Linked DNA regions of Homo sapiens: region 1 is linked to region 2. Evidence: chromatin loops called from intact Hi-C (ENCODE). Cell type or tissue: GM12878. All regions are shown on one strand. Each heading gives the region's core, and the rest is flanking DNA. Links, peaks and the distances in the headings are about the cores only.

Region 1 (8,341 bases), core at 115-8,114, 680 kb after region 2:
TGTGGTGGCTCACGCCTGTAATCCTAGCACTTTGGGAGGCTGAGGTGGACATATCACTTGAGGTCAGGAGTTTCAGACCTGCCTGGCCAATATGGTGAAACCCCGTCTCTACTAAAAATACAAAAAGTTAGCCAGGTGTAGTGGTACATGCCTGTAGTCTCAGCTACTCAGGAGGCTGAGGCAGAAGAATCGCTTGAACCCAAGAGATAGAGGATCCAGTGAGCCAAGATTGTGCCACTGTACTCCAGCTTGGGCGACAGAGCGAGACTCTGTCTCAAAACAAAACACCAACACACCTAAACACAAATTACTTAACATCTCTAGACTTTAGTTTTTTCTTCTTAGAAATTTTGAAGTTTCTAAGGTACTTTATAATTTGAAAATTTATACATTTCTAAGAGAGTTTCTAAAGTATTTTAAGTATCAAAAATGAAATTACTACTCCTACTTAACAAATGTAGTCTTATCCAAAAAAGCACTTTCTTATCCACCCAGAGAGGCAGTGAAGCATAGTTGTTGACTTGAAAGTCAAGTTGAAAGTGGACTTGAAAGTCACACTGGAAATGCTGATAAGCTAAATGGTCTTGGGCAAGTTACTTAGGGTCTTTACATGTTCCCTCAGCCATTAAGTGAGAATAATAATATCCACTCCTCACAGAGGAGTTGTGAAGATTAAATGAGATAATCCATATAAAATGCTTAATATAGTACAAAGCCTCTAACTGCTTCATAAACAGAAGATATTATATTCATGAGTATCATCTAAATCGATCTCAATTTCTGTGTCTATCTGCTTCTATCTCCTATTTAAGAGAAAAAGATGAATCTCTCTGCTTGTACTATGGAATCATCACTTTCCTTATTCCAGTTTCCAAATTCTGCCCCCTCCCCTTTTAATTTAAAAAGTGACAATTTTTGATATATCAACCAGCTTTAAAAATAGCTAAACTTAATGGATTGTTACTTAAATGTAGCATTCTGTGAAAAAAATTTCCACTATGGCCTTAGTCAAAGAGGAAATAGAATAAACAAATTTATTTCTTTAACATGGTTTTAGTATTTATCCAGAACTGTACCTCCTTCTAAACTACTTTTCACTTCTAATCCCTAAACATAGAGTAAAAAAGCAAACAGAACCAACCTCATACCATCTGACTGAGTTTATGGTAAAAAAGAAATAACAACAACAAAACAACCAACCTCAAAAACGTTGGGACTGAATATACTTCAGAGATGTCAGTAATTTAAAACCAAGAGATAGGGGAAACAGTTATGACATGAATATAAAGGTTGCTATGGTAAAAGGACAATCAAGAAGTCATAATAGGAAAAGAGCTATGCAGATATCATTATATGAACCAAAGATCTAGAAGCTATGTGATCTAGACAGGGGCTATGTAATCTTAGTTAAGAGCAAGCAGAAGTTATCAGAGGGTGGTGAAGGAGGGCCATAAAAATGAAATGCAACAACTAGATCTAGGATATAGAATTAGGTAAGGATAGGAATCCAACAGTCATGATCATATGTATAATATGAGAAGCAAAACTGACTTAAATGAGTCTGTTTCTAGGACAGAAATGGTTTATTTACAACCCATCTTTACACTTTCAAATTTCCTGCATGGATAAATAGTCATCTCACTATCTATAGTGACCCACAGGAAAGCATTTGCTCTCTTATGGTCTCCTCACTCTGCTCACAGAAATCAATCTAGTTATGCTGTTGAAAAGCACAGATCAGCCGGGCGCGGTGGCTCACGCCTGTAATCCCAGCACTCTGGGAGGCCGAGGCAGGTGGATCACCTGAGGTCAGGAGTTCGAGACCAGCCTGACGAACATGGTGAAACTGTGTCTCTACTAAAAGTACAAAATTAGCCAAGCATGGTGGTATGCACCTGTAATCCCAGCTACTTGGGGGGCTAAGGCAGGAAAATTGCTTGAACCTGGGAGGCAGAGGTTGCAATGAGCCAAGATCACACCATTGCACTCCAGGAAGGGCAACAAGAGTGAAACTCTGTCTCAAAAAAAAAAAAAAAGAAAAGAAAGGAAAAGCGTATTATCTTCATAGAATCATAAACCTTCCAAAGTGTTGGGATTATAGCCGTAAGCCACTGTATCTGGCCCCCAAAATTGAAATTATTTATAAGAAAATCATGAAGTTGGCTCAGTGCAGTGGCTCATGCCTGTAATCCCAGCACTTTGGGAGGCTGAGGTGGGTGGATCACTTGAGGTCAGGAGTTCAACACCAGCCTGGTCAACATGGTGAAACTCTGTCTCTACTAAAAATACAAAAAATTAGCTGGACATGGTGGTGCGCGCCTATAATCCCAGCTACTCAGGAGTCTGAGGCATGAGAATCTCTTGAACCCGGGAGGCAGAGGTTGCAGTGAGCCAAGATCATGCCACTGCACTCTAGCCTGGGTGACAGAATGAAAGTGTCTCACACACCAAAAAAAATTAAAAAAAAAAAAAAATTGGCCAGGCGCAGTGGCTTACACCTGTAATTCCAGCACTTTGGGAGGCCGAGTCAGGCAGATCACGAGGTCAGGAGATCGAGACCATCCTGGCTAACACGGTGAAAACCCATCTCTACTAAAAATACAAAAAAAAAAAAAAAAAATTAGCTGGGCATGGTGGCGGGGGCCTGTAGTCCCAGCTACTCGGGAGGCTGAGGCAGGAGAATGGCATGAACCTGGGAGGCGGAGCTTGCACTGAGCCGAGATCACACCACTGCACTCCAGCCTGGGTGACAGAGAAAGACTCCATCTCAAAATAATAATAATAATAATAATAATAATAATAATAATAATAATAAGTAAATAAATAGTGAGGTCAATGTGTATTTCACAAAGAGGATCCGCCCAGTTTAATTGTAGAAGACCAGGTGGATGTACAAGGAAAGAAGTGATATAAATGATAGCAGAAATTAGGGCTATTCCTATTTGTTGCCAATAGATAGATGAGGAATAAAAAGTTTAATGAAGGGTTCATGGAGGATGTTATTACAAGTAATAACTAACAGAGATGGATTTTAGTTTGCTAATAATGAAAGAAACACAGAGGTATTTTTCCAGAATTTAGCAACAGTAAACCACAAAACTAGGAATGATAAGAGGACTTTCCAACAACAGGAAGTCAATTAATATCTGTGGTCAGGGAAAATGTCCTGTGCAATAAAAATCATTGTTTGTACTATATTCGTTCGGAAGTGTGGTAGATATTATTCACAAAAAATGGATCAGTTTGATTACACATCCATTGTGACCTCATGATGGCAGAAGGCTTAAAAAAGTATGTAAAGATAAAATCGAGGCCAAACGCGTGGCTCACGCCTGTAATCCTAGCACTTTGGGAGGCAGAGGCGGGCAGACTGCCTGAGGTCAGGAGTTCGAGACTAGGCTGGGCAATATGACAAAACCCCGTCTCTACTAAAAATACAAAAAATTAGCTGAGCGTGGTGGCACACACCCATAATCCCAGCTACCTGGGAGGCTGAGGCACGAGAATTGCTTGAACCTGGGAGGTGGAGGTTGCAGTGAGCTGAGATTGCTCCACTGCACTCCAGCCTGGGTGACAGAGTGAGACTCTGTCCCAAAAAGAAAAAAAAAAAAAAAGATAAAATCAGCTGTGGTAAAAATAAATAAATAGATAAAGATGAAATCATGAAGTTAATAAACAGAGAATACTTTGTCCAGGTGCAGGTTTTAGAAACAGCTATATACTTTTCAATGGTTTGCTGTACTGAAACACCACCTAGTGGTCCTTTAAACACCACTTTGGTGTATAGAGGATCACCAAAAAGCCTAACCCTAGGCTGGGTGCAATGGCTCAAACCTGTAATCTCAGCACTTTGGGAGGCCAAGGTGGGTGGATCATCTGAGGTCAACAGTTTGAGACCAGCCTGGCCAACATGGTGAAACCACATTCCTACGAAAAATACAAAAATTAGCTGGATGTGGTGGCAGGCACCTGTAATCCCAGCTACTCCGGGGGCTGAGGCAGGAGAATCACTTGAACCGGGGAGGTGGAGGTTGCAGTGAGCCAAGATTGTGCCACTGCACTCCAGCCTGGACAACAGAATGAGACTTCATCTCAAAAAAACAAACAAACAAACAAACAAAAAAACAGTCTAACTTAACAGAGAATTTGCTCCTGCTTCTATACAATATCTAGAGATGGGAGTTAGAATAGAGATGTAAACAATACCATTAATAACTAGAAAGCATATATACCTCCCTTCCCCTCTTGTCAAAGCCCACAGCTCAAACATCTCTAGAATTCCAAAAGACTCTGGATGACAAAAGATTTTAACGCACACTCAAAAAAAAATTAAATAAATAAATAAATATTTAAAAAAACTTTTCATATATAGGGTTTAGTAAATTCCTATAGAAATTGGTACAACCAGTAAAGAAACTGGAGGTGACCCTTCCTAGGTAATCATTTTTGTCCTGCCATCATGGACTTTCCCCTGTTGGCCTAGGTCTTGAGATGATAATGATATAATATAATCATGAATACTTAGAAGCATAAAGATCCTCTGAAAAGTCGTAATAAAAATTAGGCCGGGCTCAGTGGCTCACACCTGTAATCTCAGTTCTTTGGGAGGTCAAGGTGGGCAGATCACTTGATGTCAGGGATTTGAGACCAGTCTGGACAACATGGTGCAACCAATCTCTACTAAAAAAAATAAGCCAGGAGTGGTGGTACCCGCCTGTAATCCCAACTACTTGGGAGGCTGAGGCAGGACAATCGCTTGAACCTGAGAGGTGGAGGTTGTGGTGAGCTGAGATTGTGCCACCGCACTCCAGTCTGGGCAACAGAGTGAGACTCCATCTCAAAAAAAAAAAAAAAAAAAAAATCCCTAAAAAGTAGCCCCACTAACAAAATAATAGAAGTATAGATATTTATGTCTGATTGCCTGTTTATTACAGACTGGCAATTTATTATTATAAGCCCCTAGTTGTAAACACCACTGAAGTGGAAAAGTATTCTATCTAGATGTTAAATTTTGTTTGCTGAAAGTATATCTTTTTTGTTTTTTTTGAGATGGAGTCTCGCTCTGTCACCCAGGCTGGAGTGCAGTGGCATGATCTTGGCTCACTACAACCTCCGCCTCCTGGATTCAAGCGATTCTCCTGTCTCAGCCTTCTGAGTAGCTGGCATTACGGGCACACACCACCATGCCCAGCTAGTTTTTGTATTTTTAGTAGAGATGGGGTTTCACCATGTTGGCCAGGCTGGTCTCGAACTCCTGACCTTAAGTGATCCACCTGCCTTGGCCTCCTAAAGTGCTGGGATTACAGGCGTGAACCACCACACCACACCTGGCCTGAAAGTATATCTTGAATTCTGTGGGATGAAATGTATTTATGCGATAGATGTTCCAAAGAGAAAGAGTTCACAGGAGTAGAAAGATGGAAAACACTGTGACGATTAAATATAATTTTTCCTTTTTTTTTTTTTTTTTTTTTTGAAAGAAGGTCTTACTCTGTCATCCAGGTTGGAGTGCAGTGGCATGATCACAGTTAACTGTAGCTTCGATCTCCTGGACTCAAATTATCCTCCCATCTCAGCCTCCCAAAGAGCTGGGACTATGGGCACACACCACCATGCCTGGCTAATTTTTTTAAAGTTTTTTGTACAGACAAGGTCTTACTTCATTGTCCATGCTGGTCTCTAACTACTGGGCTCAAGTGATCTTCCCACCTCTGCCTCTCAAAGTACTGCAATTACATGTGTAAGCCTGGCTGGTCATTAAATATGAATGCATAAGATGTCCCTCAAAATCAGGGTTTCTCAAAAGTGAAATGCTAGAAGGCAGTAGGAAGATATGGAAGATGTAATGTAGATTTAAAAATAGCCATAGTTTGTTTAAAAAAGGTTTCCTTTTTTTTTTTTTTTGGTGCCATCATGGCTCACTGTAGCCTCACCCTCCTGGGCTCAGGGCTCAAGTGATCCTCCCACCTCAGCCACCCTAGTAACTGGGACTATAGGTGCGTACCACCACACTGGCTAACTTTCAAAATTATTTGTTGAGATGGGGTCTTCCTATGTTGTCCAGGCTGGCTTTGAACTCTGGGCCTCAAGCGACTGTCCAGCCTTGGCCTCCCAAAGTGCTAGGATTACACACATGAGCCACCATGCCCAGCCTCTATTTTTAAAAATTATTATTTGTGTCCTTATTAAATCACACATTCTCTGGGGCTCAAGTTTATAAAGTGCTACAAACAACTCAGGAATTAGTAGGAGAGAATAATAATCTTAATGATGAACAGCCTTAATAGAACAAAGGCACAATCCTCTCTCTGCCTTATTCCCTTATTAAGCAAATGGACACCATGCTGGAAGAACCCCTTCCCTAAATTTTATTTAGCATTCATTTAGTATTTTAAAAGTATTCCTTTAGGGGTTCTATTCTACACCAACAGCCAAAGTGTTATAGATTCTGTTGTAAATCAGGTAATCTGTCACTGGGTCAGTGAAGAAGACGTGCTTTTGACCCTTATAAAGAATGCACTCATGTCTGGGTGTAGTGGTTCACACCTGTAATCCCAACACTCTGGGAGGTTGAGTTGGGCAGACTGCTTGAGCCCAGGAGCTCAAGACCAATTTGGGCAACACAGGGATATCCTGTCTCTAAAAAAAAAATTTTAAATTGGCCAGGTGTGATCGTGTACACCTGTAGTCCCAGTTGCTTGGGAGGCTGAGCCATGAGGATCGCTTGAACCCAGGAGGCAGAGGTTGCAGTGATCTGAGATTGCAGCAGCGCACTCAAGCCTGGGTGACAGAGCAAGACCCTGTTTCAGGGAAAAAAATAAAAAATAAAAAAAGCACTCACTGGGTACTCTGTCAGAAGTAAAGCAGTGTCTTATCTAAAGACTCAGGATTGGAAAGCTGGTACAATAGGAATATAGGAAATAGAACCAAGAATTGTAATGGGGCATAAATAATCATCCAAATGCCCATAGGATCCCTGAAGAACACAAGATTTGGATCATATCAAAATGGAGTTACTCTATCAAATGCAATGCATGGTCTTTGATTAGATCCTGGTTTGAACAAACCATCCATAGAACTATTCTGGGGACAAGTGGCAAATTTGAATATGGACTAGATTATTAGATACTGAGAATGATAGTAGCCACTGCACTCCATCCTGGGTGATGGAGTGAGACCCCACCCTGTCTCAAAAAAAAAAAAAAAGAATTATAGTTAATTTTGAGATGCAATAGGCCGGGTGCGGTCGCTCACGCCTGTAATCCCAGCACTTTGGGAGGCCGAGGCAGGCAGATCACGAGATCAGGAGATTGAGACCATCCTGGCTAACACAGCGAAACCCTGTCTCTACTAAAAATACAAAAAAATTAGCTGGGTGTGGTGGCGGGCGCCTGTAGTCCCAGCTACTCTGGAGGCTGAGGCAGGAGAATGGCATGAACCCGGGAGGCGGAGCTTGCAGCGAGCCGAGATTGTGCCATTGCACTCCAGCCTGGGTGACAGCAAGACCCCATCTCAAAAACAAAACAAAACAAAACAAAACAAAAAACCCAAGACTTTACAAGATCTAGTGCCTGGCTATCTATTTGGCCTTTCTTCATTCCTTTTACTTGCTATGTTTCAGGGACACTGACTTTCTTTTAATTCCTCAGGAGTCAAGCTGTTTCCTTCCTCAGGGCCTTTGCATACATGTTCTATCTGCTAAGTTAACTCTTTTTTGGCCAACTGATTAAACTAGAAGATTCACTTTTTAGGTATCATTTTATTTTTATTTAATGAATTAATTAATTACTGAGACAGAGTTTCGCTCTTGTCGCTTAGGCTGGAGTGCAATGGCACATTCTCAGTTCACTGCAACCTCCACCTCCCAGGTTCTGGCGATTCTCCTGCCTCAGCCTCCCAAGTAGCTGGAATTACAGGCACCCACCACCATGCCCAGCTAATTTTTGTATTTTTAGTAAAGACGGGGTTTCACCATGTTGGCCAGGCTGGTCTCAAACTCCTGACCTCAAGTGATTCACCCGCCTCGGCCTCCTAAAGTGCTGGGATTACAGGCGTGAGACACCGCACCCAGCCTCAGGTATCATTTTAAATGTGACCTTCTTAAATAAATCTTTCCTGACAATCCCTAAGTTATAAGTCCCAATAAAAGCAACTAACTTATAAATCCTGATAAAAACACTCACAGCTTGTGATATGTATCCTTAACAAACTGTATCTCAATAGAAATAAATTAATAATTATTTGTGTAATTATTTAATATCTGCCCCTTGTCAAACTACGAGGTCCTTAATAGGCAAAAACCATAGCTTCCTTGCTCATGGCTGTATTCCTACTACTAGTG
Region 2 (8,341 bases), core at 70-8,069:
TTCATAGACGGCTGTAAACCCTTGAAGGAGAGGTAAATTTCACAACAGTTAACAATTTTTTTAAAATGCTGTATCAAATTCTATAGTATCTAGTAATGGTTGATTCAGGCAAAAATTATTAATAGATGCTAAAACCTCTGGGATGAAAGTATGATGGGGAACAGGTGAGTTTCTAGTTTCTCCCTAGAGATTACTTTTTAATTACAAAAAGGAAAAAGGAACTATTACAATGGAGAAGACTGTCATATACCCCTTTAACCAAGTGATCAAATCTCACGTCACCCATACTGGGAGAAACAACATCACGTAACTTCTGAAAAGATACCCTGAGCAGGGCACAACATCACTTCTTGACATTTTTAAAGAATACCAAAATACACAACCTAAATTATATCAAGATGAAGCAAACAGGCCTGGTACGGTGGCTCATGCCAGTAATCCCAGCACTTTGGGAGGCCAAGGCGGATGGATCACCTGAGGTCAGGAGTTCGAGCCAGCCTGGCCAACACGGCGAAACCCTGTCTCTACTAAAAATACAAAAATTAGCTGGGTATGGTGGCGCACACCTGTAGTCCCAGCTACTCGGGAGGCTGAGGCAGGGAGAATTGCTTGAACCCAGGAAGCGGACGTTGCAGTGAGCTGAGATTGTGCTACTGCACTCCAGCCTCGGCGACAGAGCAAGACTCGTCTCAAAAAAAAAAAAAAAAAAATGAAGCAAACAAATCTAAACTAGGGATAGTCTACAAAATGCTGGCTGGCTGGTATTCTTTAAAAAGGTCAACATCACTGAGAAACTGATCCAGATTAATAGAGACTAAATAAAGAAACATGACAACTAAATACGATGTGTAATTCTGGATTAGAACCTGAAGGGCCAACATCACTAATTATAGGAAAAATACAAATTAAAACCACAATGAGTTATCACCTCACACCTGTTAGGATGGCTATTATCAAAAAGACAAACGAGTACAAGCATTAGCGAGGGTGTGAAGAAAGGGGAACACTTGTACACTGTTGGTGGGAATGCAGGATGGGGCAGCCATAGTGGAAAACAGTATAGGGCAGGGGTATCCAAACTTTCAGCTTCCTTGGGCCACACTGAAAGAATTGTCTTGGGCAATACAAATACACTAACACTAATGATAGCTGATGAGTGATTTAAAAAAAAAAATCACAAAAAAATCTCATAATGTTTTAAGAAAGTTTACGAATTTGGGTTAGGCTGCATTCAAAGCCATCCTGGGTCGCATGTGGCCTGCGGGATGTGGGTTGGACAAGCTTGGTATAGAGGTTACTAAAGAAATTTAAAATAGAACTACCATACGACCCAGCAATCTCACTACTGGGTATATTCCCAAAAGAAATTAAATTACTGCCTCATAAAGATATCTGCACTCCCCTGTTCACTGCACCATTATTTACAATAGCCAAGATATGGAAACAACTGAAGTGTGTCCATCAAAAAATTAGTGAATAAAGAAATTGTGTATATATACAAATGATGAATATTATTCAGCTTTACAAAAAAGGAGAGCCTGCCATTTGTCACAAATGGATAAAAATGGAGGACATTATGCTAAGTGAAATAAGACAGATACAGAAAGAAAAATACTGCACGATCTCATATGTGGAATCTAAAAAAAGAAAAGGAAGGAAGAAGGGAAGGGGAGGGGAGGGGAAGGGAAAGGAAGGGAAGGGAAGGGAAGGGAAAGGAAAGAAAGGAAGAAAGAAAAGAAAGAGAAAGAAAGGAAAGAAAGAGAGAAAGAGAGAAGGAGGGAGGAAGGAAGGAAGGAAGGAAAGGAGGGAGGGAGGGAGGGAGGAAGGCAGGCCGAGGCGGGTGGATTACTTGAGGTCAGTAGTTTGAGACCAGCCTGGCCAACACCATGAAACTCCATCTCTACTAAAAATACAAAAATTAGCTGGGCCTGGTGGTGCACATCTACAATCCCAGCTACCCGCGGGGCTGAGGTATGAGAATCACTTGAACTTGCGAAGAATAGGTCGCAGTCAGCCGAGACTGCACCACTGCACTCCAGCCTGGGCGACAGAGCAAGACTCTGTCTAAAAAAAAAAAGAAAAGAAAGAAAGTCAAAAACATAGAGAATAAAATGGTGGTTGCCAAAGGTGGGGCGGAAGAGGAGGAAATGGGGAGATGCAGGTCAAAAGATACAAATTGCTGATATGGAGAATGAACAAGACCAGATGTCTAATGTATAGCATGAGGACTGCAGTCAATAATATTGTATTGTATTTGGGATTTTTGCTAAAAGAGTACATTTTCAGGTGTTCTTGCCACACACACACACACACACACACACACACACACAGACACACACACACAAATACCTGTGAGATGATACATATGTTAACCTGCTTGAATACAGTAACTATTTCACTATGTATATATATATCAAAATATAAACATCTTGTTGTATACCTTAAATATACACAACAATTTTTTTTATTTAAAAAACATGTAATTAGAAAAAAAAAGACACTAGACTGGAAAAGGGTTGCTATAAAGGAAATAATGGCACGTTGAAAATTGAATATTAAAAAATATTTCATTGATGATACATTGTATTAAAGTTATTTATAAGAGAATATCCTTGTTCTTAGGATATATACACTGAAATAATAAAAGGGCAACCAGGCAGCGGCTCACACCTGTAATTCCAGAGCTTTGGCAGGTCAAGGCAAGAGGACTGCTTGAGGCCAGGAGTTCCAGACCAGTCTGGGCAACATACTGAGGACCCATCTCTAAAAAAATTTTTTAAATAAAAAAATGAGCTGGGCATGGTGGCACATGCCCATAGTCCTAGCTGCTCAGGAGGTCGAGGCAGGGGGCTCACCTGAGCCCAGGAGGCTGTAGTGAGCTACGATCACACCACTTCACCCCGGCCTAGGCAACAGAGTGAGCCTCTGTCTCATTCTGTCATTTTTTTTAATTTCCAAAAAAATGGAAATAATAAAGGGGTAAAAAGGCATCATGAGGCTAGGCCTGGTGGCTCTTGCCTGTAATCCCAGCACTTCAGCAGGCCGAGGCGGGAGGATCATTTGAGGTTGGGGGTTCAAGACTAGCCTGGCCAACATGGTGAAACCTTGTTTCTATTAAAAAAAAAAAAAAAAAATTAGCCGGCCGTGATGTCAGGCGCCTGTAATCCCAGCTACTCAGGAGGCTGAGGCAGGAGAATCGCTTGTACCCTGAAGGCAGAGGTTGCAGTGAGCCAAGATCACGCCACTGCACTCCAGGCTGGCAACAGAGCAAGATTCTGTCTCCAAAACAAAAAAAAAAAAGGAAGAAAGAAGAAATATATTGTCTTTGTAATAAAGAAAATGGCTTTATTTTTTAAAAGGCTCAGATGCTTTTCATATTAGGTGCTAAATATTAACATCCTCAATGGTATGTTAAATAACAATACATTCCTTCAGGGAATGATGCGAGGTTAAACATTGATGAAATATTCAAATACCATATTTTAATAGTCCAAAGACTAAGAAAGAAAATTCATTTTTATCTTTACAAGTTCTCCAATTCATATATTTAATTGTAGCTCCTATAAATAAAATAATAAACATTTGGTGGTAATAACAAAATTATTCTAGGGATAACTAGCACTTTTATTTCCATGTGGCCAAAACAGAACAATTTCATAGAAGAAAATTCATGGAATCATACAACTGGAAGAAGCTAGGAGAGAATTTAGTTCCACTTCTCACACTACAGGAACGTCTTCTTCCTGACCACAATCAACCAGCCTCTACTTGAATATTTTCTGTAACAAAGAGCTCTCAAGCTCCGAAAGCCATCAGTCTTTTAGGACTCATTAACTTCAAGGTACTTCTGCCTCATATTGAGTTAAAATCTGTCTTCGGGTACCTTCCACTTAGTGGTCACAGTTCTGTATTCCTGAGTTCAGAGCGTAAATCTAATCCCTCCCATATATGACAGCACTCAGAACTTGAAATCAGTGCTAATGTTCTCCTCTAAGCAAGTGTGAATTAATGCGCCCTGCTGACCTGCCAGTAGAGGAAAATCATTCTTTGCCAGGGTGGTACTGTACTGCTAGCACTATAAAATAAGCCCTCAAAACCCCCTCAAAGATATGTGCTTCCTTCTGAGACATGTTAACCTTGGCTATGAACAGAAAAGAATTGGCCGATGGTGCTGAAGAAAATGTACCTCAGTTGCAGGCTAAGCAATTTCAGTTCTGTTTGCCTGTCTCTCACGGTGGCTCTTTATATAGCTGAAATTCAAACAGCATTGTAGCTACTTAGAAAATACAGCACAGCTACTCAGAAAATCAACTAAGGATATTTCACGGTTATTACCATTAGCCAGGTTCATAGGTAGTTGCAGGGGATACTAATTAATAGGTTTTAGAACAAACAGAAAATAAAGCACGTGAGCTGTTCTGGTTTTGGCCTACCAGCATTAACTTCTGCTTTCATTTCCTTGATGTTCTGGTTCATCTGTAACTCCAGCTTGGTGATTCGCCCGTGCATCTTCTCCTCTTCTTGCCTTGTTCTCTGACCATCAAAAGTCTTCTTTTGACCCTCTTCTATTTTGTCAAGCCTGGCTGACATCTGGCTGAGCTTCTTCTCCATATCCCTTTCACTGGCTCCCTGAGATCCATGATAAGAACTGCACTTAATCACTCCAAAAAGAAATCTGCATTGCATTCACATCAGCCATAATATCGTTTAACAACAATCTGCAAGAAACAGATTTGCAACAGCTGCTTGTTGCCCACCATAATATCCGTTCTCCCTTTCTTCCTTAACAGATCCATGATTTTCGGCTGGGTACAAGGTCATTCAAAACAAAGACTACATTTTCAGGCTGGGTGCGGTGGCTCACGCCTGTAATTCCAGCACTTTGGGAGGCCGAGGCAGGCAGATCACTTGAGGTCAGGAGTTCGAGACAAGCCTGGCCAACATGGTGAAACCCTGTCTTTATTAAAAATACAAAAATTAGCCAGGGATGGATGGTGGTGGGTGCCTGTAATCCCAGCTACATAGGAGGCTGAGGCAGGAGAATCACTTGAACAGGGGAGGCGAGGTTGCAGTGAGCCAAGATCTCGCCATTCCACTCCAGCCTGGGTAACAGAGTGAGACTCTGTCTCAAAAAAAAAAAAAAAAAACCACTACATTCAATGAGATGTAAGTACAAGTGTATATGGCAGCTTCCAGGAAAAGTTAAAAGACAGCTGATGTATCTCCTTACTTCTTCCTTCGTCCTTCCCTTTCTGGAATTCAGCCAGAATGGCTGGAGCTCTAGCAGCTATATTGAATTATGAAGATATGGATCACTCTAGGGTTGGCAAAAAGTTAAACTGGAAGGATCCTGGGTCACTGAGGACTGAGAAGCTATCATACCAGTCCTGCATTACCTATACCCAGACTTCCATTATGCGAAATAAAAAATAAGTTTCTATTTCATGAAAGCCACTATTATCCTGGGGTTTACTGTTAGCTATTAAACCAATCCATATATAAACAGTGATCCAAAGACCAAGAATTATTAGTACAAATGTATTAGTATAAATCCAAGTAAGCCAATTAGTAGATGTGATGGAAATATGGGGAAATACTTAAAAGAACATATTTAATATTTTAAATATATATAAAATCATATATGAAAATTAAGTCTTTCCTTTCCTTTTGCCTTTCCACATGCTTGGTTTTTATGGGAATCTGTGTCTGCCAGTGAGCTTGGAGGCCAAGACTGCAAACTCCAAGCTGTAAGTGGGTTATGGCATGATACTCCTCTCTTGATGGTGCTCAATGCAGAGTCTGCAATTCAACAGCTCCACATCTGGAGAGAGCAGAGTCAGAGATGTACTGCACCAGTCATTTCAGCTCAATCATCAATATCCAACAAGAGGAAACAGTACAAGAAAAGGGAAGGGAGACAGAGATGTCATGCTAAACAATGAAAACCAATGAAACTTTGCTTGCCAGGTACTGGTTTGGGAGCATAACAATTTTGAATACTACATATGCAAGACTTTTTTTTCTTTTTTTGAGATAGAGTCTCACTCTGTCGCCCAGGCTGGAGTGCAGCGTGCAGTCATACCTCACTGCAGTTTTGACCTTCCTGGGCTCAAGGTGGATTCAGGCTCAGCCTCCTGAGTAGCTGGGACTACAAGCGTGTGTCACCATGCTCAGCTAATTTTTGTGTTTTTTGTAGAGATGGGGTTTCACCATGTTTCCCAGGCTGGTCTCGAACTCCTGGGCTCAAGCGATCCTCCCGCCTCAGCCTCCCAAAGTGCTGGGATTACAGGAGTGAGCCACAGTGCCCGGCACAAGACTTTCTTGATATCGTTTTTGAGCAGTTCTACAAACCTTAGCTCTGTGAGAGACTGGGATGAAGGAGAAGGAAAATGGGGAAAAAAATGGTGGATTCTGTTTACATGTTGCACTGTGGTATCTCACATGTAGCTACAGTAGAATGGTGTGATCTGGAGACAGAAATCTATTCAACACCAGGCAAAAAAGCAAACCCAGATCAAGAAATTAAAACAAACAAGAATGAAGTTGGTGATTCTTAGTTTTATGTAGAAACGAAGATGAACAATTTGGATCATTAAGGTTTTAGCTTAACTTCATCTTAACTGAAAGTACTGAAATTTTCTACTTAGTCTTTGTTAACCAAAACAAGTCAGAGTGTTCTATGTCTTTATGAAGAATACAAAGCATCAATATGGAACTATGGAAATGGATTTTAAGGCAAGAAACAATTGAACAGCTAAATCAGTGATAAATTACTAGGTATTATTATTCAAACAGTGTAGGCCCCCACTGAATAACTTTACTAAATTTTTGCTAAACATCAATACCTACACTGTTTTCCTTAACAATCAAGGAAAGCTGATCAATTTTCTGTAAAAGCTCTTTTTCTATCCGTTCTTGTTCCTGTTGCAACCAACTCCGTGCAGATAATATCTGGTTACTGAGTTCCTCAACTGTACCTTTAAATCTAAAAAAAAAAAATTGCAAGTTAGATGTAAAACAGTTTATTTTTTATTTTTTTTATTTTAAGTTCCAGGGTACATGTTGAGGATATACAGATTTGTTACACAGGTAAACATGTGCCATGGTGGTTTGCTGCATCTGTCAACCCATCACCTAGGTATTAAGCCCTGCATCTATTAGCTATTTTTCCTGATGCTCTCCCTTGCCCCCCCCATGCCCCCAAGCCCCAGTATGTGTTGGTCCCCTCCCTGTGTCCACATGTTCTCATTGTTCAGCTCCCACTTATAAGTAAGAACATGTGGTGTTTGGTTTTCTGTTCCTGTGTTACTTTGCTGAGGATAATGGCTTCCAGATCCATCCATGTCCCTGCAAAGGGCATGATCTCATTCCTTTTTATGGTTGCACAGTATTCCATGCTATATAAGTACCATATTTTCTTTATCTAGTCTATCATTGATGGACATTTCGGTTGATTCCATATCTTTGCTATTGTGAACACTGCTGCAGTGAACATACGTATGCATGTATCTTTGTAACTGAATGATGTATATTCCTTTGGGTATATGCCCAGTAATGGGATTGCTGGGTCAAATGGTATTTCTGGTTCTAACAATTTTTTTTAATGACATCATACAATATCAATTTCCAACTATCATATTTCTGGTATATATGCCAACATTAAACTAGGCTCAATCAGAATTACATATTTTCCTTTTCTTAGAATTGCACTTAGCACTAACATGGGAAGCTGGTAAGGCGGGAGAATACAACAGATAAACCATCTGATTGTGCTTCCTACCCACGAGGAGTACGCGGCACAGGCACTGAGGTGACACAGCGACACAGAGCTGGGCCAGCCACAGACCCCGGCAGTTCCGAGGGTCCACGATACTCCTGGCTCAGAGGACACAGTGTCTCTCATCTCCTCTTCTAGGGTCCCCTTCTTCCCCAGGCTCTTCCTCCTAGTCCCTTTTATCTCTTGGGACTAGAACCTGGCTCCCTTTCTCTCTAACGTTCCCCAAATTGCCCTTGTCCTCTATGGATATTTCCTAATGTAAATCAAAAGAAAAATTGAAAGAAAAAAATAAAACCCTCCCATCCTTCCATTCCTCTCCCTTCCCAAATTCCTTATAACTGTCCATACCTGCTACCTCCCTCTTAATTACTTCTTTCCAGTTTTTATTATAATATGTAATAAAATACAGAAGAATGTATGTGATGTAGACATGTGACTTAAATAGTGATAACATGAACACCCATTGTAGTAGAGCTACCACTTGTCCTGCAATATCTGTTCTCTTCTTCTTCCTTATTAAGAAGCCCTCAAATGTTAACTGGGTACATGGCTGCCTAGCCAGAG

Evidence for each region. Peaks named below come from ENCODE experiments on the same cell type or tissue, not always from the same donor. Only the 100,000 strongest peaks of a DNase experiment are listed, where the experiment ranks them.
Region 1: it touches region 2 in a loop (3-fold over the local background); 2 of 110 quality-filtered maps call a loop at or near these places.

What each region holds. Positions count from the first base shown.
Region 1 is chr15:58,835,103-58,843,443 of GRCh38, reverse strand. All of the region lies in intron 6 of MINDY2 (MINDY lysine 48 deubiquitinase 2), which reads right to left. Among named protein-coding and RNA genes, the nearest start is that of MINDY2, 68 kb to the right of the region's middle. In GM12878, for the core only: a CTCF peak has its summit at 3,752 (motif pointing left); a DNase peak (open chromatin) is centred at 533; H3K4me3 peaks cover 202 bases; H3K27ac peaks cover 1,810 bases.
Region 2 is chr15:59,512,933-59,521,273 of GRCh38, reverse strand. FAM81A (family with sequence similarity 81 member A) reads right to left here. Exons shown (of 9, transcript NM_152450.3): 7 at 6,850-6,985; 8 at 4,434-4,629; 9 at 1-20. Among named protein-coding and RNA genes, the nearest start is that of FAM81A, 79 kb to the right of the region's middle. RefSeq lists an enhancer at 5,946-6,015. In GM12878, for the core only: no CTCF peak of the experiment used is centred there; DNase peaks (open chromatin) are centred at 3,900 and 4,353; H3K4me3 peaks cover 796 bases; H3K27ac peaks cover 1,530 bases.